Regions from separate parts of the Homo sapiens genome. Here regions 2 and 3 are each linked to region 1. The links are chromatin loops, found by intact Hi-C in ENCODE. Cell type or tissue: Caco-2. All regions are shown on one strand. Region 1 has its middle 19 kb from the start of TMPRSS5. Region 2 holds the start of LOC124902758 (a long non-coding RNA gene). Region 3 has its middle 63 kb from the start of DRD2.

Region 1 (8,000 bases):
TTCCCCTGAACCCACAAACACAGCAGATTGTTGAAGCAAAGGCCAGGCAGTGTATTTGAAACTCAGGACTCATTCCATAGTCTGAATGTTGTTTCCTGTGCAGTTTTCTCTTGTGGCATCCTTCTTTCAGCTTTCGCTCTTGTCATTCCCGCTTGCCTCTGCTCCCAGGAGCTGTCTTCCTTCCTCCTCTTGCCCCCAACCGCACTTCTCCACTCAGGCTCATCCTAGTATCTCCACTCCACTCCCATTCCCTGAACATTCAGTATTAAATAACAGACACCCCCAAAGCAGCTGACAGCTGACTCATGCCTCCACTTCCCCTTTGTCTGCTCCTTTCCTCTGCCTCAGCCACTTGCTCTACCTAACCCAATCCCATAGCTTCTGGGTGTTCAAAATCTGCATGGGAGGCTTTCCTCTTACTGATTGTTTGATCAGAGAGTATATCCCTTGTACTCTTAGAACCACTTTATCTGGGGTTACTTTCACAGAGAATCCCAGAAGGCATGGTTACCCAGCTTCACCTACTGAGTCCTAGGACTTGATGGCTGCTGGAGTCTGGGACTGGCTTGGTTTAAGGCAGAGCTACCCCTTCCCTAAGATCTGTCTGAGTGGAATGGTCGGTAGTGGAGCAGCCACTGGCTGGCTTCTGTTTCCCATTCCCCATTCCCTGCTTTAGAAATGATGCTTTAAAAGAATATGAATCGTTTCTATTTGCATGAAGGGTTCCATTTATGCTTGATTACCGTGCAGGATGATAAAAATTATGTATAACATTAAGTGTGTCATTCACTATTATAAATTTCATTTAATTTCAATACTAAGCTCTGTTCCTAAACACAGTCTAGTTTGCCATATCTATATCTACATTATTGCTTAAAACTAAAAAAATTAGAACTTTTGCTTACCAACTATTTATATAGTAATCTGTTCTAAGATCGTTTGTAAAATTGGCTTCAGTTGCATTAGTCTGAAGTCACAGTAGATCTTTTGCCCCCTTTTTGAAAATTAGAGTATTTGCTCATCTCAAGGACTATGTAACATGGTTTTGTTATTGCATTTGCAGTTTCTTTTATTTGTAAGTCCCATAGGATATAATTTCTCTGGGTCTGGTATTGTGAACTCACTGAAAACCTAGGTTCTCTTTTCCTATTTTATTTATTTATTTATTTTGAGACGGAGTCTCGCTCTGTCCCCCAGGATAGAGTGCAGTGGCGTGATCTCAGGTCACTGCAACCTCTGCCTGCCGGGTTCAAGCAATTCTCCTCCTTCAGCCTCCTGAGTAGCTGGGATTACAGGCATGCACCACCATGCCCAGCTCAGTTTTGTATTTTTAGTAGCGATAGAGTTTCACCATGTTGGTCAGGCTGGTCTCTAACTCCTGACCTCGTGATCTGCTCGTCTCGGCCTCCCAAAGTGCTGGGATTACAGGCGTGAGCCACCGTGCCCAGCTTCTTTTCCTATCTTTTCATTTATGTTAGGCTTCATTTTCCTCTCAACTACATTCGTTCTAGCCTTTTCAAGTTGAAGGTCATTCTCGATAGAGAATATAAAAGGAAAATACTGCTTGAGCCCTTCAGCTTTCTGTCATTAAAACTTTTTTATTTAATTTAAAACTTTTTTTTTTTTTTGGCAGAGCTGGGTTCTTGCTTTGTTGCCCAGCTGGTCTTGAAGTCCTGGCTTCAAGCAATCTTCCCACCTCAGCCTCCCAAAGTGCTGGGATAACAGGCAGTGAGCCACTCTACCAGGCCTCTGGCATCTCCTTTTTTTTTTTTTTTTTTTAACATCAAGTCATCAACTTCAGGCATAATCTCTTTCTTGTTCCTCTTCTTTCACTGACCATACTCCCTTCTCCCACCCCAAATTCCTTGAAATAATGCTTTTCTGGCCTTTGATTTTCCTGTTATTAATTTTCCACGTTCAGGCTATTCTTATAGTTTTGCTTACGAAGGGACTGTTTGTTGTCTTGTTTATATTGTCATAGAATGTTATAGAATTTATTGCTGGTTTCCACCTGCAGCTGCAGTTCTGCTTTTTATTGTATCATCATATTTTATTTTATGGTCATATTTTCCATTTGAAAACCTCCCTTCTCACTCCCCTTTTCATCCATAGTACGATGTTTTTCTATGACCGTGAGATTATTCTTGGCATTTTTCTGTGCTCTTTGAAACATGGTTTTCTAAAGCCAGGGCCTATGCCTATGCCACAGCATGTCTTCCTCACCTATTGTGAAATTTGCAATATTTTGCTAACTGATATTTTGGATAAAAAATTCCCTCTCCTTTGATTTTCTGAAAGGTGGTTATTAGCAAGGCAATTAAAAATCACATTGGACATTCTGATTTTTAGCAGAGTGGGACCTCTAGCTAACTAGGGAGAACTGAAATCATCTATGTCAATTTTTTGTTAATTTAAGAAAAATATCAGCCACCTCTTCTAGCTGGCTGGGTGGTGCCGCAGTACATGCATATGGAAGTATTAGTTCTGATTCTTTTTTTTGTTTGTTTCTAATCACCCCAAGTGCCTGGTTGTTTAATGTTCACTTTATCAACTTGTGAGAAATTAACTTGGGATCCCTAAGAACTCAATAGATTCTTAGTTTTTATTTGGCTTTTTTTTTTTTTAACTGATTTCTGCCAGCAAAGCAGTAAGAAGGAAAGAATAGTTCATTTAGGAGGAGAAGCAGACCTATATGACAGTGTTTTTTTTTTTTTTTTAAATAAAGATAAAGTTATGGTCTCATTGAGAGAAAATGTTATTCTTCCAATGAAGCAAAGTTAGCAAACACCTTCTTTTTAAATTTGCGATGAAGTTTGCTTCAGAGTATAAGAAAAGGGCTCCTGAGAAGCCCTTATTCTTAGTTCTCTGTTTTTTAAAAATCTAATCTTGGGAGAGATTGTTAGGAGCTGTGGGCGGAATATGTGGGGATCAAAAAAGGAAGGGGAAGAAAGGCACAAAGGAGCTTGTTCTGATCCTTTGTAGGATTTTTGCTGTGGCTACCTGCTCTACAGGACTTAGATAAGCAGACAGGTGAAAGAGGCAGTGTTAGGGGGGTGAAGCGGGCTGTAGGGTCATGCTGACTGGGGTTTCATACCTAAGTTGACATTTACTTAGCTGTGTGACCTTTGGCCAGTTACATATTCTCTGTCAAGACTCAGAATCTTCATTTGTAAAGTGAGGATAATAATATGACTCAGAATATGAGCTGATTAAGTGAGGTAATCTATGTAAAACACGCAGCACAGGGTAGGGATCATAAAAGTCAACTCTGTTCAGCACTTAAAGCTCAGCGCACACAATGCAGAATTTAATAACATAGGCAGTTCTCCAACTAAATTGGAGCTCCTTGGAAGGCAGGAATAGCGTCTAATGCTTCTCTTGTTGTGGAGCTGGGAAGAGAAGCTTAATAAATATGGGCTGATTTGAGGTCACTCCATACAATGTGTGGCAATGCAGCCCGAATAAAGAGAAAAGAATGGGGGTCCCTTTGTGGTGTGAGCTGGGGCGTCCTTGAAAGTAACCCACGAGAGCTCCAACATGAGAAGGATTTGATTTTGGGTTCCAGGAGAGCTTCCCTTGGCTGTACGGATATTTATATTTGCATATCTATTTAAAAACCTGTGTTTTAAAGAATTCATACCACCAGGAGGCACAAATCACCTCCAGTTTTTGTTATTAGAACACTTCAGCAATAACTGAGGCCCTGACAGTGTCCCCAAAACACCATCAATTTCTGCAAGACCATTAAAGAACCAAGTAAAGACCCAGCCATCCCAGCCTCTTGGCATTCGGTGTATTTGATTTACATTCTAATTCTTTAAAAGTTAGGCTTCAGTTCCGATAGGGTAACTTCTAAGTGGAGTGGGCAGTTAACCAAAATAGCCAATTTCCCCACAATTCTGGACAAAATAGAGCTTTATTGTCATGGGAGGTATTTTCCATTTGGTTTTATTAGGATTATTACCATTTTTGAGTGCAAATAGGAGAGCTTAAGTAACAACCTTTTTTTTTTTTTTTAAACCAGGCAGTGCAAAAAGACAGAAGTGCAGTTTTTGTCTCAAAGTCTATATGGCTGTCTACAAGAGTGAGCATGAGAGTGAGGTAGTGAGAGGCAGGCCCTGAGGGCTGCTGAATGGACCATCCCCTCCTGGCCCAAGTTTGGCAGGAGAAATGGTGAAGAGGGACTTCTCAGCATAAAACTGAGGTCTCCAGTCAGAGAGACAGAGCAAGTGATAAATTAAGTGGAGCAGAAAGAACTGAGAATGGTAGCATTCATCATAACACGTACAGAATCCCCTAGAGGGCATGGCAGCCTCAGGCCAGTGTGCGTTTTGTAGTTATTTTACAAAAGTGTCTCATGTTCATTATTGTCAGTATTTGGTAGGTGGTCAGAATTTACAGTGGTGACTATAACTGGTTGTGAGGGGCCTTATGGGACCTGGATCTACATAAGCCAAAGACTGTAGGTTTTCACGTTTTATTCTAACACCCCTGTGAGGAAAATGTTATCATCCCTATTTTACAGAGGAGAAATCAAGGCACAGACAGGTTAGGTGTCTTGGCTGAGGACACTGTGGGTAATAGCAAGGTCAGGGTCTCAACCCAGGTTTGTTTGCTTCTAGAACTAATGCTCTTTTCATTGTTCTCATAAAAAGTCCTCTTTATCCAGGGCTCTTTCTGCCTCTTATACATCTCCAGATGTTGCTTTGCTAGGCTGCTGTAACACAATACCATAAAGCGGGTGGCATAAACGACAGAAATGTATTGTCTTACAGTTCTGGAGGCTACAAGTTCAAAACAAGGTCTCTGAAGGATGGGTTCCTTGTGAGGGCTCAAAGGGAAGGCTCTGCTCCAGGCCTCTCATTTTTGGCTGGTAGATGTTCATCTTCTCTGTGTGTCTGTTCACGTGGCCTTCCCCCTGTCTGTGTCTCTCTGTCCAGATTTCCCGTTGTTCTGAGAATACTGGTCACATTGGATTTGGGCCCATCCTCATGACCTTTTTTTTAAACTTGTTTACTTCTGTAAAGTCCCTACCTCCAAATAAGGTCACACTCTGAGATACTGGATTGAGAACGCTGACATATGAATTTTGAGGGGCACAATTCAACCCATAATACCAAATAAATCTCCTATAGGTCACACACTCTGGCAGCTGTGCTTTAGACACTGTGTTTACATTGAAGAGACTTTTCCGATGGCCCCTTATTGTTTTTGTCCATGTTGTTTAATCTGTGAACTAACAGCCTTGAATTTAGTCACCTTCAAAGTGGGCCTGCTCACTGGAATGAGCGTCAGGTCAATAAAGCATTCAATGGGCTCTAATTTAATTAGCCAAGTTACTGTGACAGCTGCCTTGTAACTGTGATTCACAGACGGGCAGAGAACAGAGACGGGACTGGCAGAGTTCATTGTTGATTCCAGGGATTGCTGATGCCACCCCAGGCCCTAGGAACTTTGCTCCTGTTCTGGCAGGAAAACAGAGGGACACTGAAGGGGCATTTAGGATTTTCTGTCTTGGATGTGTCTTTTGAGATTAAGTGGAAAATAGATTTAAAGTCAAGGCCCTGCAGCTTCATTCCCCTCTTTCCTCATCTTGCCATATATCAACTCAGCTCTCCCATAATTTAAAAGTGTCCTGAAAATTTCCTTCACTACAAACCATGGCCCGTACACTAGGTTTGTCAGCTGCTTCCATCCCAGCCAGCCAAGCTGGTAGAGTTCCTTCAATCTCTCCCTGCCTCCTTCTTCTAAAACCTAGTCCTTGACTCACTTCTCAGTCCCGGGAGCATTGACCTTATCAATCTACCACTGTTCTTCCTACAGGAGGGGAGACAGTTCTAGGTGTGCATTCAGAAGAACTAGATTTCATTTTTGGTCTGTCACTTACTGACCAGTGTCAGCTTGGACAAACCATTTAGCCTCCCTGCCCTCAGTGTGGTCGCTAATCAAATGGACATAGGCATCCCTGGCTTGCTTACCTGTCAGGATGGTCATGAAGACAGAGTAAACCTCAGTGGAGCTGCCCCTAGCACAAGCTGATGGAAAAATGAAGAAAACTGATTTTGCTTGTATTGTATTTACCATACGAGTGGGATCACTTTGATGTCTGTATGCTCTGCATGTATGTGTCTGAGTCAGACTGTGAATTCCAGGAGTGCAGAGCACTTTGTTCGAGGTCCAGCCTGCACTGTATGCAAACAGGTATAGAAGACTTGGAATGATTGATGAAAGCCAGTCTTGGAGAATAAAGAAAAGACCAGTGGGTGAAAAGGGGGTATCTAAGAAGATTGCACATGGAGTGACTTATTTTATGTAAGTCACAAAGGGTTTACATTTATGCCAGTCATTAAACATTGATTTAAAGTATTTGATAGCTATTATTTACCAAGAGCAGATGTTTAGGAAGTTATTTTTAATCAACTGCATGATTAATATTTTTTTGCTGCTCCTTTGTGTCTTAATTAAAGCAGATGAAAAATGTCTTGTGTATTTGATATTGACACCACTGACTGTGGGGATTTGTTGTCATAGTCCATAGTCAGCTGAGTATTTTATAAGCTTAAGTCTTTACATATAAACTTGAAAGGCTCCCAGAGTAACTGGTTTTTAAACAAAGTAAAAAACTGCTTTACAAAATGAGCAATTTTGGGGGGGGCATTTTAATTTATAGTATGTAAATTATAAACTTCATATTTTATCTCTGAGCTAGAAAAATAGTCTAGAAACAATGGATGGTTCTTTGTAGACTTAGAGATAATTTCCTAGAATACAACTTGGGTCATTTTTTTGTCTGTATATTGTAACAAGGGAAGCCTTGTGTTCCCTTTCTTCCTGGGAATGCACGCTCCCGCGTGGGAGGAGAAAGCTGCTTTCCCATTTCTCCCACTCTTTGTTGCTGCCATGGTGGCTGGTGCAGGGAGACTGCAGCGCAGGGACAGAATGGGGCTTTTTTTTTGTTTTTGTTTAATTTGAGAACTATGATGTGCCATTTACACACCTAGGAAAGGTGCTAGGGATAAATATACCTATACAAACAGAAGCCATGAATTCTGGTTTTGGGGAATGAGAGGAGAGGTTTTGGGATGGGTTGGTGTTTGAGCTGTGTCTTGAGGTACCAGTAATTTTCTAATTAGGGAAGCATGAGGGAAGGGCATTCTAGACTGAGAGCACAGCCTAAGCAAAGGCATGGAGGTGGGAGTGGGTGTTTGACTTGAGGAATATTCTAGAGCTTTTTTGCAGTTGGAACATAGAGTACAGGAAAGAAAGAGTGCAATGAAACATGAGGCCAAGAAGATAAGTTTGGGATTGGGTCATGAATGCATTGGATAATCAGCCTGAAGAATTTGAATTTGATCCTGCCAGCAATGGCGAAATCAGTGAAGACTTATGTAAGGAGTAGAGTGGCCTGCTCTGACCTGTTTAGGAAGGAAACCTGGTAGCCACATGGGGGATGGGTGGTGTTGGGGAGAGAAGGGAGGCAGGGAGATTGTTGGCAGTGGGGTGAGGGGTTGGGGATGGAACTTTCCTGAATGTGCAGGAAGAGAGAGGGGAGGAAATTGAAAACAGACCAGCATCTGCACATGTCAGTTGATTGATTCAACAAAACTTTATGGAACGCTTGCCATATTCTGGGCACTGTGTGCAGTTGAGGCTACAAAGATAAAGAGGACAGGATGTCTGCTCTTGAGAACTTACCACTGACTGAGCCAAACACAGTTAACCCTCACCATGTACCATGACATGGTGCATGCTTTTCCAGAGGGGGCTATACAGTGCGAGGGTTGCCTTGGGCACTGGGGAAGGGAGAGGGACATTTAACCTGGGTCTTAAAGGATGGTGGTGAGCTGATTATGTCTTTAGGTGGCTTATTAAAAATGGTTTCCATTCTTCTGGGGGCAAAGACTGATCTTTACTGTGGCACTAAAGGCCCTGCTTGTCCTGGCCCATTCATTGCCCCAGCCTCTGTTCCACCATCTTCTCTTTGCTGTCCTGCTCTGCTG
Region 2 (8,000 bases), 60 kb after region 1:
TTCTGTGGGTATTAACCCAATTTAGGGAACCAAACCCTGGGCATATTTCTGGCAATGCAGGACATAAAGCTGTGTACTTTGTTCCTTCTTCACAGAAACCACTTAAGCAACCTATTTTTAGTCTTATTGACTGTTTTCCTTTCTCTTAGTTCTCAGCCTTTTCTTCTATTCTGGATTGAAGTTTTCATCTTTTCATAAATTCCAGGCTGTTTTATGACTTGGCTGTGCCTGGAATGCCCTTTCCCTTTCTCTGTCTGGCTATTTTATTTGTCTCTTTTGGTTAGAAGGCATAGGCACTCACTCAAATTACAGTCATCCCTTGGTAGACATGGGTGGATTGGTTCCAGGACGCCCCATGGATACCAAAATTTGTGCATACTCAAGTCCCACAGTCAACTCTGTGAGACCCGTGTATATGAGAAGTCAGCCTGAAATATACACAGGTTTTGTATTTCATGAATACTGTATTTTTGATCCCTGTTTGGTTGAAAAATATCTGTGTATAAGTGGTCTTGTGAAGTTCAAACTGTGTTGTTCAAGGAGGTCAACTGTACTTCATTTCATTTTAAAGATCCCCAAAGAAGCTGAACAGATCTCAGGAAGAGCAGGAACAAGTACATGGTTCTGATTTCAAGGTGGCAGAATGGGCAAGAGGAGCAGAAGAAATTTGTGTGTCTTTCTTTCATCACTAGAAGTCCAATGTGCTATTCATTGCACCACAAAGCCATCTGTTTGTGTGTCTTTCTTCTATTGTTTGACCATTAAGTGAATCAGCAGCTCTGTGTATCTGCTCCTTACTTGGCTCTCTACCAATACCTTATACTTCCCCAGTACTCTATTTTTGTTGACTTTATAGCTTCTGCTTACTCTTCCTCATCTTATTTATCATTTCTGTTTCCTTATAACTTTGGCTGCCAAGGCTTAAGTTTTATCTCACTGACATTCTTTCAGATAGAGCCACCATTAGGGGTTTAGGGCCCTGTTTACATAAACAATTTAAAGCACTCTGGAATGATCAGGTGAGAACCTCTTAAAATCTTTGCCTTCATAAAAGCAACAGGAACTCTGGAAAAAAATAGTCAAAATTAATTTTTCAAAATTCTGGAAATTAACCAAAAACTTGCAATAATTTGAAAATGTTTTATTTAAGAAATGACTAAATGTTAGTAAGAATAGCACATTTTTGTAGCATTTAAACTTATCCTATCCTTCTTACGAGCTACTCAGTAATCTTGGAAACCAGCTAGCCTCAGAACTGTGCTATGAAAACCAGGAGCCTAGTGGCCACTGAAGAAAACAGAATGAGTCTGGAGCTCTTCAGAAAGCCTCATACCCAGAAAAGGGTCACTATTTGACCTGCCTGGCAGATCCCTGGAGAAGATCCATTCTCAATGCTTGTCTTTATTATAGCCAACTCAGAGCTTAGACTTGCAGGAAATCAAGTTACCAACATAGCTTATGTGAGTCCCAGAAGAAGAATGAGAGAAAAGGACAGAAAGAATATTTGAAGGAGTAATGACTAAAGTCTTTCCAAATTCAATAAAAACATTAATTTACACACACCAGAATGTCAACAAACTGATAGCAGGATAAACCTAAAGAGATCCATACCTAGACACATTATAGTCAAAATATCAAAAGCCAAAGCCAAAGAGAATCTTGAAAGCAGCAGGAGAGAAGTAACTCATCACCTACAAAGGATCCTCAATAAGATTACTATCTGACTCTCATGGAAGCTAGAAGGTATTAGGATAATGTATTCAGAATCCTGAAAGAAAAAGATTAGGAACCAAAAAAACTAAATCCAGCAAAGCTATCCTTAAAGAAATGAAAGTAAAGTTTAGACAGTTCCAGATAAACAAAAACTGAGAGAATATCTTGTTAAAAGACCCTCTGCAAGAAACACTGAAGGGAGTCCTTCAGGACAAAAGGAAAGGGCACTAGACAGCAACTTGCATCCACATGAAGAAATAAAGAGCACTGATAAAGGGAACTACATAGATGAATATAAAAGACAGTATAAATATTTTATATCTGTAACTCTTTTTCTCTCCATCGATTTAAAAGACAACTGCATAAGGTAATAATTGTAGAACTGTATTGACATGGTTATAATGTATAAAAATGTAATTTATGTTACAATAAAAGTAAAAGGGAGGGAAAAGGGAACAGAACTATATTGGAGTAAAGATTTTGTATACTATTTTGAAATTATTTGTATACTATTTTGAAATTATTTGTATTTTGAAATTAAGTTGATTTTAATTCAAACTAGATTGTTTTAAGTTGTACATTTTAATCCCCAAGGCAATCACTAGAAAAATAACTCAAAAAATAATGTAAAAGAAACAAAGGAATTAAAATGGTATACTAGAAAATATCTATTTAGCACAAAAGTAAGCAGTAATAAAGGAATGGAGCATCAGAAAACACATGAAATATAGAAAACAAATAGCAAAATGGCAGAAGTATATCCTACCTTACTAGTAATTATATTAAATGTAAATGGCCTAAACATTCCAATCGAAAGGCAGAGATTGGACACAAAACCATAATCCATCTACATGCTGTTTATAATACAGATATTTTAGATTCAAAGACATAAAGAGGTTGAAGGTAAAAATATGGAAAAAGGTATGCGATGCAAGGAGAAACCAAAAAAGAGCTGGAGTGGCTACATTAATATCAACAAAATAGACTTTAAGACAGAAATTATTACTAGACAAAGAAGGATACTTTAGGCCAGGCACAGTGGCTCATGCCTGTAATCTCAGCACTTTCAGAGGCCAAGGCAGGAGGATCACTTGAGCCCAGAGGTTCAAGACCAGCCTGGGCAACATAGTGAAAACTTATCTCTATTTTAAAAAATCATTAGAAAAGAGAAGAACATTTTATAATAACAAGGTGCAATTTATCAGGAAGATATAACAATCAAGCTTATACACATCTAACAAAAGAGCTCTATGTGGATTGAAGGAACAAAAGGCAACTCAATAATGGTTGAAGCCTTCAATACCTACTTTCATTAATGACTGAAGATCAATAAGGAAATAGTGGCAGCACTATCAGCCAACTAGACCCAACAGACATCTATAGAACACTCCACCCAACAACACAGACTACACTTTCTTCACAAGTGCATATGGAACATTCTCCAGTATAGACCATAGTCCATAAAACAAATTATTATAAAAAAGATAGACAATGACAAGTTTTAGTGAGGGTGTGAAGAAATTGGAACTCACATATATTGCTGGTGGGAATGTAAAATGGTGCCAGCCACTTTGGAAAACAGTTTGGCAGTTCTTCAAAAGGCTAAACATAGAGTCACCACACAGCCCAGAAATCCCACTTGTAGGTGCATACTTAAGAGAAGTAAGGACATCTGATCATATAAGTGTCTTTACCTGAATATTTATTTCAGCATTATTTATAGTAGGCAAAAAGCAGAAACAACCCAAATATCCAACAACTAATGAATGAATAAATAAAATGTGATATATGTATAAGCATACAATGGAATATTATTTGGCAATAAAATTGAATAAAGTACTGATATATGCCATAACATGGATGAATCTTGAAAATATTATGCTAAGTGAAAGAAGCCAGAAACAAAAGACTACCTATTGTATGATTTCATTTATATAAAATGTTAGGAATAGGCAAATCCATTGAGGCAGAAAGTAGAGTCATAGTTGCCAGGGTCTGGGAATGGGAAGTGACTGCTCATGAGTATGAGGTGTTGGAAGTAAAGCTCGGAGTCACAAAGAAAATGAGTACTCAAACAAAAGATTTTTCAGTAAGGCTAATTTACTTCTGTAGAAGGGTGTTTTCTGCAGGACTGGTTGTCATGAAAGTACACTGAACAAAGGAGGGAAAGAGTTTTTATTTTTAATGCAGTTTGTCCCTACTACTGTGTCCTTTCTCCGTTGGCTGAAGTTGGACCACACAATCTAAACTGAACCCGATTGACTAACTTGAAAGACAGCTTTGGCGGGAAGAGCCGTTACAGCTGGAGGGGTAAATTACAGAGTGAGTAGCAGACGTGGGCTCTGTAGATAAAGACTGGCGGGAGAGTTATTTACTGGAACCAGGAGCAGGGAGGCACAAAGGATAAGGAAGTTGGACCTTGAAAGTAGAGAACAAAGAAACTAAACAAACTAAACCTTTGAAGAGGAACTTCTCTTGGATCTGACAAAGGTTTCTTTGAGGATGTTTTGCAGCGAGCAGGTAAATGCAAACCTACCCCAGACGAATCCAGTTTCTCAGAGAGAAACATTTAATATGGACTTACAAACAGAAGTGATATCTTAGGCAACTGCCAGACAGTAGATCCCCACACCCACCCTCCAGAAAATATTCTTTATATAGTAAGCTTTTTTGATAAAACACTTGCATCTGTCATGCCTCAGACTTTCTTGCAAATACTCATGACCACTGGGGAGGTTAGATAAACATCTTTATGAGGGGTTCTCTGCGCTACATGAACACTTTGGTACGCAGGAGTCAAACATCGGTCATCACGGCAGTTTTGCTTCAAGGCGGCATCACTCTTACCATGCAACAGGCTGTTTTCCTACAAGGGTGGTGAAAATGCTCGATAATTAGATAGTTATCATGGCTGTGCATCTCGGTGAATATGCTAAAAACCACTGAATTGTACACTTTAAAAGGATGGATTTTATGGCATATGAATTATAGCTCAATAAAGCTGTTATAAAAATGCATGATAAAATCCATAGGTCCATGTGAAGCACAGTAATTTACCAGTAAAGATTTAGAATAATGGGTAGAGAAGGGGTACTTATGTATTTGTTTATCATCTAATCTGATAAACAAATTTATCTTTCTTCATAGTGTCTAGGCGTCGGCTGTTCCTAGGAGCTATCACCTCATGGTCTTTATTGTTAAATTTATGGTTTCTGGCTAATTTTATACCTCCTACTGAGAAAAAAGCGGGAATGTTTTTATTATGCATAATATCATCGCTCTTAGAAATGTGTTTTTTATTGAAATGGTATAATCTTCTTGCTACTGCAGTTCCCTAATACCATGCATTTCAGACTGGTTACATCATTACTCATGACCCTGTATCATGTGTCACACCACCTGTGAGTACTGACTTTTAATGACTCTCTCAAAGGTTGTTACTATGCTTCTTTGTTGAGGATGACTACTAACACAAGTCTTAACCAGAGTATACAAAAAAATGTGACCAATCCTTTGTACTATGGTCACATTAAATTCATCCTTTGGAATTTTGTAGCATAAACTTTGAACAACACATTTTACAATAATGTATTCTTTTGACTTCTTTAGGGACTTAAGAATATGATTTTTTCCACTGTTGACTGCTCTCTGGTCTTTCGCACACTGCCACCTGCAGAGAAGATAGATGAGGGAAACACAGGTGGAGGGATAAGGGCAGTCTCTTGTCTGGGATGGCTTAAGACTAATCTAGAAGAACATGATGTCACCACTTCAACTGAAATCAAGAGAAGACATCAATCAGAAGGGCCTGTTGGCACTGTGGAGCAATGATGTCTAAAGACCTTGGAGGGGATGATTCAGCTACCCCAGGCAACTGCCTGACATGTGGCACAGAGCATGGATGCCGGGGTGGGAGTACATGTGCACCCTCATTGCTTTTGGGTACTGTCAACTGAAGGTGGCACCATGATTGGAACACAGATGGATGAGAGCTGATGCATGGGCCCCCACACATAGTTTAAGCCCAAGGATGGGTGGTGGATTTCTGATAGCCTAGAGTTATGAACTCATCTTGTGTCTGACGTGACTGTCACCAAAAGAAGTGTGACAACACCACTTTGGCAGCCCAATCTTTTGCAACCCCATGAAAGAAATACTGCAGAAGCCAGTAGAAGCAATCCACTTGCCAGGTTGCCCTCCTGGAACCAGGGTCCACCCATGAGAGCCAACGACAACCACATCAGCCTTTGTGCTCCTTGGGGCATCTGGTCAATCTCCTGCATGGGATAGAAGCTCCGGGAATACCCCAAAGGGGAGAAGCAGAGAAGAGGGCCTATGCCCTTCCTTGTCCAGGCTTGGAGTGCCTCGCTTGGATGATACTGCTAGCCCCAACTGGTCCCAGACATCAGAGAGGAAGTGTGGTCCTCCTGAGGTTTGGGGCCCAGGACAGGGGCTCTGCTTGCTCTGATCTAAAAGCAGTACTGTTTCTAGGTTTACTACTCACTACTAACTACCTTATTGATTTTGTGCTTCTTGATTTAAAAATTCCAGAGAAAATGGTTGTCTTAGCTAATCAGTTTTGCTCTGAGCCAACGGTATTCAAAGCATGGCCTGTGGACCCCTAGTGGGTCTCCAAGACCCTCTCAGGGGTCTATACAGTTAAAACTATTTTTTTCATGATAATATTAAGATGTCATTTGCCTTTTTCACTATGTTGACACTTGCAATGATGGTACAAAAGCTATGGTGAATAAAACTGCTGGCACCTTGGCACAAATCAAAGCAAGGCCACCAACCATTCTAATAGTTGTATTTTTTTTTTTTATCATCGGGCACTTTTTTTTCTTTTACTTATTATTATTATTATACTTTAAGTTTTAGGGTACATGTGCATAATGTGCAGGTTAGTTACATATGTATACATGTGCCATGCTGGTGTGCTGCACCCATTAACTTGTCATTTAGCATTAGGTATATCACCTAATGCTATCCCTCCCCTCTCCCCCCACCCCACAACAGTCCCCAGAGTGTGATGTTCCCCTTCCTGTGTCCATGTGTTCTCATTGTTCAGTTCCCATCTATGTGTGAGAACATGCGGTGTTTGGTTTTTTGTCCTTGTGATAGTTTACTGAGAATGATGATTTCCAGTTTCATCCATGTCCCTACAAAGGACATGAACTCATCATTTTTTATGGCTGCATAGTATTCCATGGTGTATATGTGCCACATTTTCTTAATCCAGTCTATCATTGTTGGACATTTGGGTTGGTTCCAAGTCTTTGCTATTGTGAATAGTGCTGCAATAAACATAAGAGTGCATGTGTCTTTATAGCAGCATGATTTATAGTCCTTTGGGTATATACCCAGTAATGGGATGGCTGGGTCAAATGGTATTTCTAGTTCTAGATCCCTGAGGAATCGCCACACTGACTTCCACAATGGTTGAACTAGATTACAGTCCCACCAACAGTGTAAAAGTGTTCCTATTTCTCCACATCCTCTCCAGCACCTGTTGTTTCCTAACTTTTTAATGATTGCCATTCTAACTGGTGTGAGATGGTATCTCACTGTGGTTTTGATTTGCATTTCTCTGATGGCCAGTGATGGTGAGCATTTTTTCATGTGTTTTTTGGCTGCATAAATGTCTTCTTTTGAGAAGTGTCTGTTCATGTCCTTTGCCCACTTTTTGATGGGGTTGTTTGTTTTTTTCTTGTAAATTTGTTGGAGTTCATTGTAGATTCTGGATATTAGCCCTTTGTCAGATGAGTAGTTTGCGAAAATGTTCTCCCATTTTGTAGGTTGCCTGTTCACTCTGATGGTAGTTTCTTTTGCTGTGCAGAAGCTCTTTAGTTTAATTAGATCCCATTTGTCAACTTTGGCTTTTTTTGCCATTGCTTTTGGTGTTTTAGACATGAAGTCCTTGCCCATGCGTATGTCCTGAATGGTAATGCCTAGGTTTTCTTCTAGGGTTTTTATGGTTTTAGGTCTAACGTTTAAGTCTTTAATCCATCTTGAATTGATTTTTGTATAAGGTGTAAGGAAGGGATCCAGTTTCAGCTTTCTACATATGGCTAGCCAGTTTTCCCAGCACCATTTATTAAATACGGAATCCTTTCCCCATTGCTTGTTTTTCTCAGGTTTGTCAAAGATCAGATAGTTGTAGATATGCGGCGTTATTTCTGAGGGCTCTGTTCTGTTTCATTGATCTATATCTCTGTTTTGGTACCAGTACCATGCTGTTTTGGTTACTGTAGCCTTGTAGTATAGTTTGAAGTCAGGTAGCATGA
Region 3 (8,000 bases), 190 kb after region 1:
AGGTTGACAGTATGATCTCAATCATATTAAAATGTATAGATAAATGTCTGGAAAGGAATGTACTAAATCAAATGTTAACTCTGCTGCTTCTTAGGTGATAGGCAAATGGGTAACATTTTAACTGTTTTCCTTCTTTGTAGGTTTCTTTAATTTCCACATGCTCTACAGTATGTTCGAATCAGTATGCAAAGTGCCTAGAAAAGTGCCCTTGGTAGCCATAGAATGAATACTTGTTGATTGTTTAATTATTAAATTCATTGTACATGTATTACTTTCAAATCAGGAAATCTTCAGTTTAACTGTGGGGAGCAGAGCCATAGTAAGTTCACTCTATATGGCCTCCAGAAAGGGGAAGGAGGAGTTTCATGGCTAGGAACCTTGGGTACCAACTACTGAGTGGATCCCAGAAGAAAGATGCTGGGTGCCTCCATCTGAATCCTGCATCTTGATGCTGTAAGGGCCTCTACAACCGGGTAGGTCCCCTTGAGTTTGCATGAGTCTGCTTGAGGCTGCAGGAGTCCTGCATGGGGCTGTCCAATACTTTGAAAAGAGTCTGAGCCAAGCACTCTTCTTCCTTTGTTCCTGGTTAAATATCTGGCACAGAACGAGGGCATTTCTATTCTCCCAAAAGCATTATAATGCATTCCAGGCCAGTCCCTAAAAAGTATTTGGCTTGAATGGACAAACCCCCTGGTGGCCTGTAGCCTTGTCAACACCAGAGATTGGAGTGTGCTATTAACAAGCATAGAACCTCAATAATTCATCCTCCTGTTGGCTACTGCAAGCTTAGAGAAATACCAACTTCACTCTCCATGTGTTCTGGCCCAGGTAAAGAAAAACCAACAAAAGAGCAAGAAGCCAGGATAGGGGCTCTGCAGTGAAATGCTCTTTGATGTCTGGCTCTGAGGTTCTGAGGGAGAAAAGCCCCGGACACGTATCAATCAGTCTGACAATGTTGACAGGGCTTTGGGTTCTGTGTGTGTGGCTGTCTTCCCCACTGGGCTGTTCATTCAAGCCCCAAGCCAGTCCAGTGCCTGGCCCCTATCTGGCTGTACCCACATGTGTTTGTCAATCTCAGCTGAACTCTCCAGTTCAGTTCAGCTAGGCACTGAGGGTGCAGCCAGCAGATGTTTCTCTCGGGATCTCACTGTGCTCATGGAGCCTACCTGCCTCTTTACCCTCTTATTATATCTTGCTCCCATCCCCCATATGCCCCAGGTGCTGGCAAAGCCCACCTTCTGACAGTTCCTCCAGCACGCCCAGCTCAGTCCTGTCTCAGGGCCGTTGTGTCTGCTGTTCCCTCTGCCTGGAGTTCTCTTCCTTAGAGCTCTCCTAGAGTGGCACCTTCTCCTTGTGCAGCCCAAAGGTTCCCTCCCTACCACCTTAGAGAGGCCACTACGGCCACCCTAGGATGCAATTCTTCCTTTGAATTCACTCTATAGTCTTTGTTTAGTCCTGTGTCATTTGTGTCCCTTCCTCTGGAAGGTCAGCTCCATGACATCAGAGGCCTTTTCTATCTTGCTAATAGCTACTCCCCGGCACCTGGAGTGAGGCTTGATGCACCACAGGTGCTCAGGGTGTGTGGGCTGAACCTTCCCTAGCTGGGCTTTTCCCAGCCTCTAGGGGAGCTCTGATCTCTCTAGCTCTGCTCTCTCAGAGGGACAAATGTTTTCATATTAGCTTAGCCCATACGGGTTGACATGTTTGGAGAGAAAAATTAAGAGGCAAAGAAGGAAAACTCCACAGATTTCAAAAGCTGACTAGCTGATCTCATTTGTATCCTAAGATGACTTAAAGCCTCATGGGCATCTTGGCTGACACTGGTCTTGGTTGGCCCTGCTTGGGTGGGATGTGAGAACAGCTGCCCCTCCTCATCACCAGGTTCAGAGGGATATTCAGGCCCTGTCAGGCCCTGCTTCTCTGCTTCTCCTCTGGGTGAAGACCCAAGATGTGCATTCTGGCCTCATGGTGACGTGTGTATCTCTCTGCAGCCGTCCTAGATCTCTTGGGTTGACCCATGCTTTTGCTGTGGGCATAGTAGCCTTATAGAAGTAGGCCTTGGGCTTCCAGCTGTTCTCCTCTGAGCAGCAGACATTGTTTCTCCTGGAGATGTCTTTGACTCCGGATCCTCTTTTCTCCCTGCCTGCAGCATATTCACTAGCTGGGCTTGTGGATGATGTTTTCTTCTTGTCATTTGGATGAAATCTGACTTCTTCCCCTCCTACTATAAGCAGTGCCTGACCCAGCCACATCCACAGCCCTGAAATGAAAGATGTCCACTTTCCAGGCGGAATCTTGGGCATGCTACATAACTTTTTTGAATTTTTCTTTCCTTATCTGTAAGATGGAGATGATAACACCAGCCTCCTAAAGTTTTGTGGAGTCCAAAGAGATAGTCAATGTACAGGACCTGGCAAAAAGGGAGGGAAAGAGAGATGTAGTTATCATGATTAAAACTTGCAGCCCTGGCACCTGCTGAGCTCCTGACCTGGCTAGTAGAGGTTTCAGGACTTTCAAAAACAAGCCTGAGTTTCAGCCTATCCTCAGGGGGTGGGCACTACAAGTGCCAATCCAGGCAGGTAGTGTGGGGCAGGGCGAGGACATTAGGCTGAGTGTCAGGGCCTGGGTTTGGGGCTGACTTTGGGTGATCTTAACCAAGTGTCTCCCTTTTCAGCCTTGCTATGATGTATTTTCTGGTTCGTGCGGTCTGAAAACTATAGGGAGCTGGGGAGATGCTTCCAAAGAGAGAAAAAGGAGATGCCCAGGTTAGCTTAATGAGTGAGGGCTATAGGCAATGCATGCATTGACCCAACTGTGAGTTTAACTGTGAGCAGATGCAGGGTTTGCTGGATCCATGAAACCAACTCCAAGAAATCTCCAGGGCTGAATCCCTGTTGGCAGCCTTAGCGACGCTGCTTTTCAAAGCTACTGAGGTGAAAAGGGTTCTTTGCTTTGGTCATGATGGAAGCCCTGGGGCGGTGACAGCTATGAAATGTCCCATAGGCATGAGGGAGAGAGGCTGGTCTGGTCTGTCTGGGATGGCCCAGGCTGCTTCTGTGCCCCCTCTGCTGTCACAAGCAATGAGCCTGCTTCTCTTGCTTGTCCACACAGCTCTCTGGGTCCACAGAAAGAAGAGTGTGAGCGAGTCGGGGTAAGCCTTAGTGAAAGCCAGGGGCTGCTGGTGACAGGCTGGACCACCTTAGAGAGGCATCTAACCTCCAAGTCCCATTGTTTTCCTCTTTTGGGAACCAGAGATAAAGGTGGTGTGATCATCTTTGCCTGGCCAGAATGAGGGAAAATCATTGAGAAAGTGATTTTCTCACTTGGAGGAAAAGATGTGTGATGGTGGCATAACTCCTGGCCAAACACCACCCACATTCATTGCAGGGAGAGGTGGCCTGAGATATCTATTTACTTTCTAATTCAGGCTTTAATTTAGCAAGCAATTGTTGCCTTTTGTGAGCAAAGCACTCCTTGCTTGGGAGTCCAAAAATGAATAGAATCTGGTGCCTGCCTCCTGGGGCTCACATTGTAAGTCCCCACTCTCTTCCCTTTGTGTAAACAATACCAGCTCTACCTACCATCCATCACATGAAACAGTCTGAGCTCTTCCCAGCACTCTGGTTGAATTCCAATCTTCCAGAAATGTCATGAATTTTAAGCTCATTTAATCCTCATACAACACTGTCTGGAGTGGTGTTTTAAGTACCGTTTTGCAGGTGAGGGCACTGAGGCTCCGAGATGTCCATAATAGGGGCAGAGCATGTACACCCTGAGAGGACCTGTGGGCTTCCCAGAGGAGGTGACACTTGCCTGGATTTTCATGCATGGGTTGGAGGTCACTGGAAGGACAAGAGGGGCAGGGGCACATCAGGAAGAGGGAACATCTTACTCAAAAGCTCAGAGATCAGAAATAAATACTGTGCCATGGAAATAGCCAGCAGCTAATTTTCAAGTTTAGAAAAGCTAAGAAGGTCCCTGTATACCAGGCAAAAGAGTTGTGTCTTTAAGCTGGGGCAATGCTGAGTGTGCATGTGTTTGTATGCATGTATGTGTGTGCATGTGCGTATCTGTGTACCTGTGGTGGCATTTGCTCTGGGAAGAATCATCGTGGATTTTATCTTCCCTTTAATGGTAGGCAGATAATACGGAGGCAGGTGGGGCTGGAGGTAGACAGACCAGATGAGAGGTTATCGCAACTGTCTAGTAATATTAATCAATATTTACTGAGTACTTATCCCGTGCCAGGTACAGTGCTAAATACTTTGCAAGGATTATCTCATAAATCTTGTATCAACCTCTGAGGCAGCTGTCACTATTATGCCCACATTACATACAAAGAAACTGAAATTTCAACAGGTTTAATAACTTGCCCAGGATTGCACAGCATAAGCTATGAGCATAAACTGAGATTTGAACACAGCTTTCTCTGACCAGATTCCAAATCCCTGACCATGATTACCTAGTATGACAAGGGCTTACATTTACGCAGGGATGGTGGGATTGAAAGTAGAGGAAATACCTGATAAATATTTAGGAGGTAAAACCAGTGAATTTGGTGAGCAAATTGGTCCCAGGAACGAATGAGAGGAAGATGCTTTCAGCCTGGGTGACTATGGAGCCTGGAGAAACATAGATGTTATAGAAAAGACATTGCTTTTGTGATCTCAGGTTTACCTGATGCAGGTATAACAGGATCTGGACTCTGCTCTTCAACACATGAACGGCCCCTCCTTATTCAATTTATAACTGATCAGCAATTCATCTATGGGGAGGTGAGAGCCCTGCCTAGGACTCCAGGGTCCTCACCCCAAGTATTGATCCAGTTAAATTGATCTAGTGATTGTTCTCCTTGGATGTGGTCATTCTGCCAGTTATAAAGCCCCTGACTGTATGATCATCTGAGTCACATTTCTCTGCCTGGGATCATGAGCCCATAGGTACTGTTTTTCATCTATTCATCCGACAACTCTATCGGAAAAGAAAACGAGAAATGTCAGGTATAAGGGGCTCTTCATGGACCCATGGTGGCCCCTGTGGATCACAGAATCTCTCCTTGAGGGCATGCAAACCACCTACTTAATGAGAATTGTACCTGGGATGGGCCCCCAGCAAATGTATCTCTTTTGGAAAATGAAGGCGTTTGCTTTTTTCTAGTCCCTTTTCAACATTTGAACCAATTTTAATTGAGTGTTTGCTGTGTTCCTGTCATGTACTTGTCCTTTCTACATCCATGATGATTCTTCAAGGGTTTCCAACAGCAGGTCCATATCCTGTGTGATATCCACAAACTGTTGAATAGAATTCTTCCAGGTCAAGAGCCTTGACCTCATTTTAACAATCGGTGTGTTACCTGGATTCTTAAATTCTCCTTACCGATGTTTATTTTAAATGTACTAATTTGAGAATCACTGTCCTTGACAGACAGGTAGAAACAAAATAGGGGCTGAAGAGGGCTGCTTTTTGTTAACTTTAAATCATTAATATTAAGGGGACAGAGCTGGGCGCAGTGGCTCATGCCTGTAATCCCAGCATTTTGGGAGGCTGAGGCGGGTGGATCACCTGAGGTTGGGAGTTCAAGACCAGCCTGACCAACATGAAGAAACCCTGTCTCTACTAAAAATACAAAAATTAGCTGGGCTTGGTGGCACATGCCTGTAACCCCGGCTACTTGGGAGGCTGAGGCAGAAGAATCGCTTGAACCTGGGAGGCGGAGGTTGCAGTGAGCCGAGGTCACGCCATTGCATTCCAGCCTGGGCAACAAGGGTGAAACTCCGTCTCTCTCTCTCTCTCTCTCTCTCTCTCTCTCTCTATATATATATATATATATATATATGGACAGGAAGGAACTGACAACATGTATGTATATATTTATTTATTTATTATACTTTAAGTTCTGGGATACACGTGCAGAACATGCAGGTTTGTTACATAGGTATACATGTGCCATGATGGTTTGTTGCACCCATCAACCCATCATCTAGGTTTTAAGCCCTGCATGCATTCGGTATTTGTCCTAACGCTCTCCCTCCCTTGCCCCCGACACCCCGGCAGGCCCCAGTGTGTGATGTTCCCCTCCCTGTGTCCACGTATTCTCATTATTCAACTCCCACTTATAAGTGAGAACATGCGGTGTTTGGTTTTCTGTTCCTGTGTTAGTTCACTGAGAATGATTGTTTCCAGCTTCATCCATGTCCCTGCAAAGGACATGAACTCATTCTGTTTTATGGCTGCATAGTATTCCATGGTGTATATGTTCTTTATCCAATCTATTATTGATGGGCATTTGGGTTGGTTCCAAGTCTTTGCTATTGTGAATAGTGCTGCAATAAACATACGTGTGCATGTGTCTTTAAAGCAGAATGATTTATAATCCTTTGGGTATACACCCAGTAATGGGATTGCTGGGTCAAATGGTATTTCTGGTTCTAGATCCTTGAGGAATCGCCACACTGTCTTCCATAATGGTTGAACTAATTTACACTCCCACCAATAGTGTAAAAGCGTTCCTATTTCTCCACATCCTCTCCAGCATCTGTTGTTTCCTGACTTTTTAATGATCGTCACTCTAACTGGTGTGAGATGGTGTCTCATTGTGGTTTTGTTTTGCATTTCTCTAATGACCAGTGATGATGACCTTTTTTTCGTATGTTTACAACTTATATTTTTTGAATGTCTTCTTCTGTGCTAGATTTTTGTTTGTTTGTTTTCTTTTGATTTGAGACAGAGTCTCACTCTGTTGCCCAGAGGCTGGAGTGCAATGGCATCATCTTGGCTCACTGCAACCTCCACCTCCCAGGTTCAAGCAATTCTCCTGCCTCAGCCTCCCAAGTAGCTGGGATTACAGGCATGCACCACCACACCTAGCTAATTTTTGTATTTTTAGTAGAGACGGGGTTTCACTATGTTGGCCAGGCTGGTCTCGAACTCCTGATCTCAGGTGATCCACCCTCTTCAGCCTCCCAAAATGCTGGGATTACAGGCATGAGCCACCATGCCCAGCCTGTTGTTTGTTTTTCTAATGCATCATTCCATGTAATCCTCATAAGAAACCTGCAGTGTAATAATTATTATTTCCATTTTATGGACAAGGAAACTGAGTGAGGTTCAGAGAGGTTAAGAAAATCACCCCAGGTCATACAGCTAGTCCTTGGAGAGGTGGATCTAGCCCTTCTTTGTTCTCATTTCTCTTATTCTACCCAAGAAGACCTTTTGTGGTGTTGGCTTCGGCTCATTCTGGGCTTCAGCCTTCCTGACATTATACTTAAAGGTCTGTGTCACTCGTGTGTATTCATCCTGTGCAATCACACTTCTTCTATATCAGAGTCATTTGCAATTGTCTTGTCAGAATTTCTTTCTTGAAAGTCATCCCTTCAGAGCTGTCTGCCATGAGAGTGTCAGGTCATGGGATCAGCCGATCTTTTCTCTGAAGATTTTGCAATCTGACTTGTAAAAACTAAGGTACAAGTAAGACCATGCCCAGCTCTTTTCTTCGTGAATAGCATGAACTTTGAGGTGACCTGGCTACTATTTCTCAGGATTTCTCTCTTTGTTCCTTCTCTAAGCAGTTGCCGCTTGTTAAAGCAGAATTAGATTCCAAATAGATACCTTCTTCTACCCACAACCTCTGCTTTCTGAGAGATTAAATTGCTGAGGCAAACCAAGAATGTATTTCAATACATTAATTGCTTTGCTTTTGTCTAAATGATAGTTTCTAGAATGATAAGTAGTTGTAAGTAAAGTTGATTAGGTAAGTTACACTGGGAGAGGACCCTATTTCTATAGGGTCTTTTTTTAAAAATAGAAATTTTGATTTTATGACAACTTGCAGGGACTTACTGGGATCCCTTCCTGAGCATGCTTATGTCATTATAAATGCAATTAAGTAGAGCTATATTGGAGTGTATGTACAGTTTTATGTAAAACAACATTACATGATTTTGTATGAGGTAGAAGAGATAGAGGAGTGGTTAACAGCGTGGAGTTTTGGAGACAAACAG

Evidence for each region. Peaks named below come from ENCODE experiments on the same cell type or tissue, not always from the same donor. Only the 100,000 strongest peaks of a DNase experiment are listed, where the experiment ranks them.
Region 2: a loop joins it to region 1, with 8 times the contacts of the local background. A loop is called at or near these places in 4 of 110 quality-filtered maps.
Region 3: a loop joins it to region 1, with 6 times the contacts of the local background. A loop is called at or near these places in 44 of 110 quality-filtered maps.

Annotation. Positions count from the first base shown.
Region 1 is chr11:113,721,266-113,729,265 of GRCh38, reverse strand. No RefSeq gene overlaps it. Among named protein-coding and RNA genes, the nearest start is that of TMPRSS5, 19 kb to the right of the region's middle. In Caco-2, a CTCF peak has its summit at 3,653 (motif pointing right); DNase peaks (open chromatin) are centred at 3,055 and 6,148.
Region 2 is chr11:113,661,322-113,669,321 of GRCh38, reverse strand. The region is part of intron 1 of LOC107984390 (a long non-coding RNA gene); the gene reads left to right. LOC124902758 (a long non-coding RNA gene) reads left to right here and starts at 3,588. Exons shown (of 2, transcript XR_007062893.1): 1 at 3,588-4,233; 2 at 5,323-6,508. RefSeq lists silencers at 621-915, 3,881-4,175 and an enhancer at 3,881-4,175. In Caco-2, no CTCF peak of the experiment used is centred here; DNase peaks (open chromatin) are centred at 4,031, 4,501 and 5,501; H3K4me3 peaks cover 762 bases.
Region 3 is chr11:113,534,168-113,542,167 of GRCh38, reverse strand. No RefSeq gene overlaps it. Among named protein-coding and RNA genes, the nearest start is that of DRD2, 63 kb to the right of the region's middle. RefSeq lists an enhancer at 1,291-1,802. In Caco-2, a CTCF peak has its summit at 1,639; a DNase peak (open chromatin) is centred at 3,637.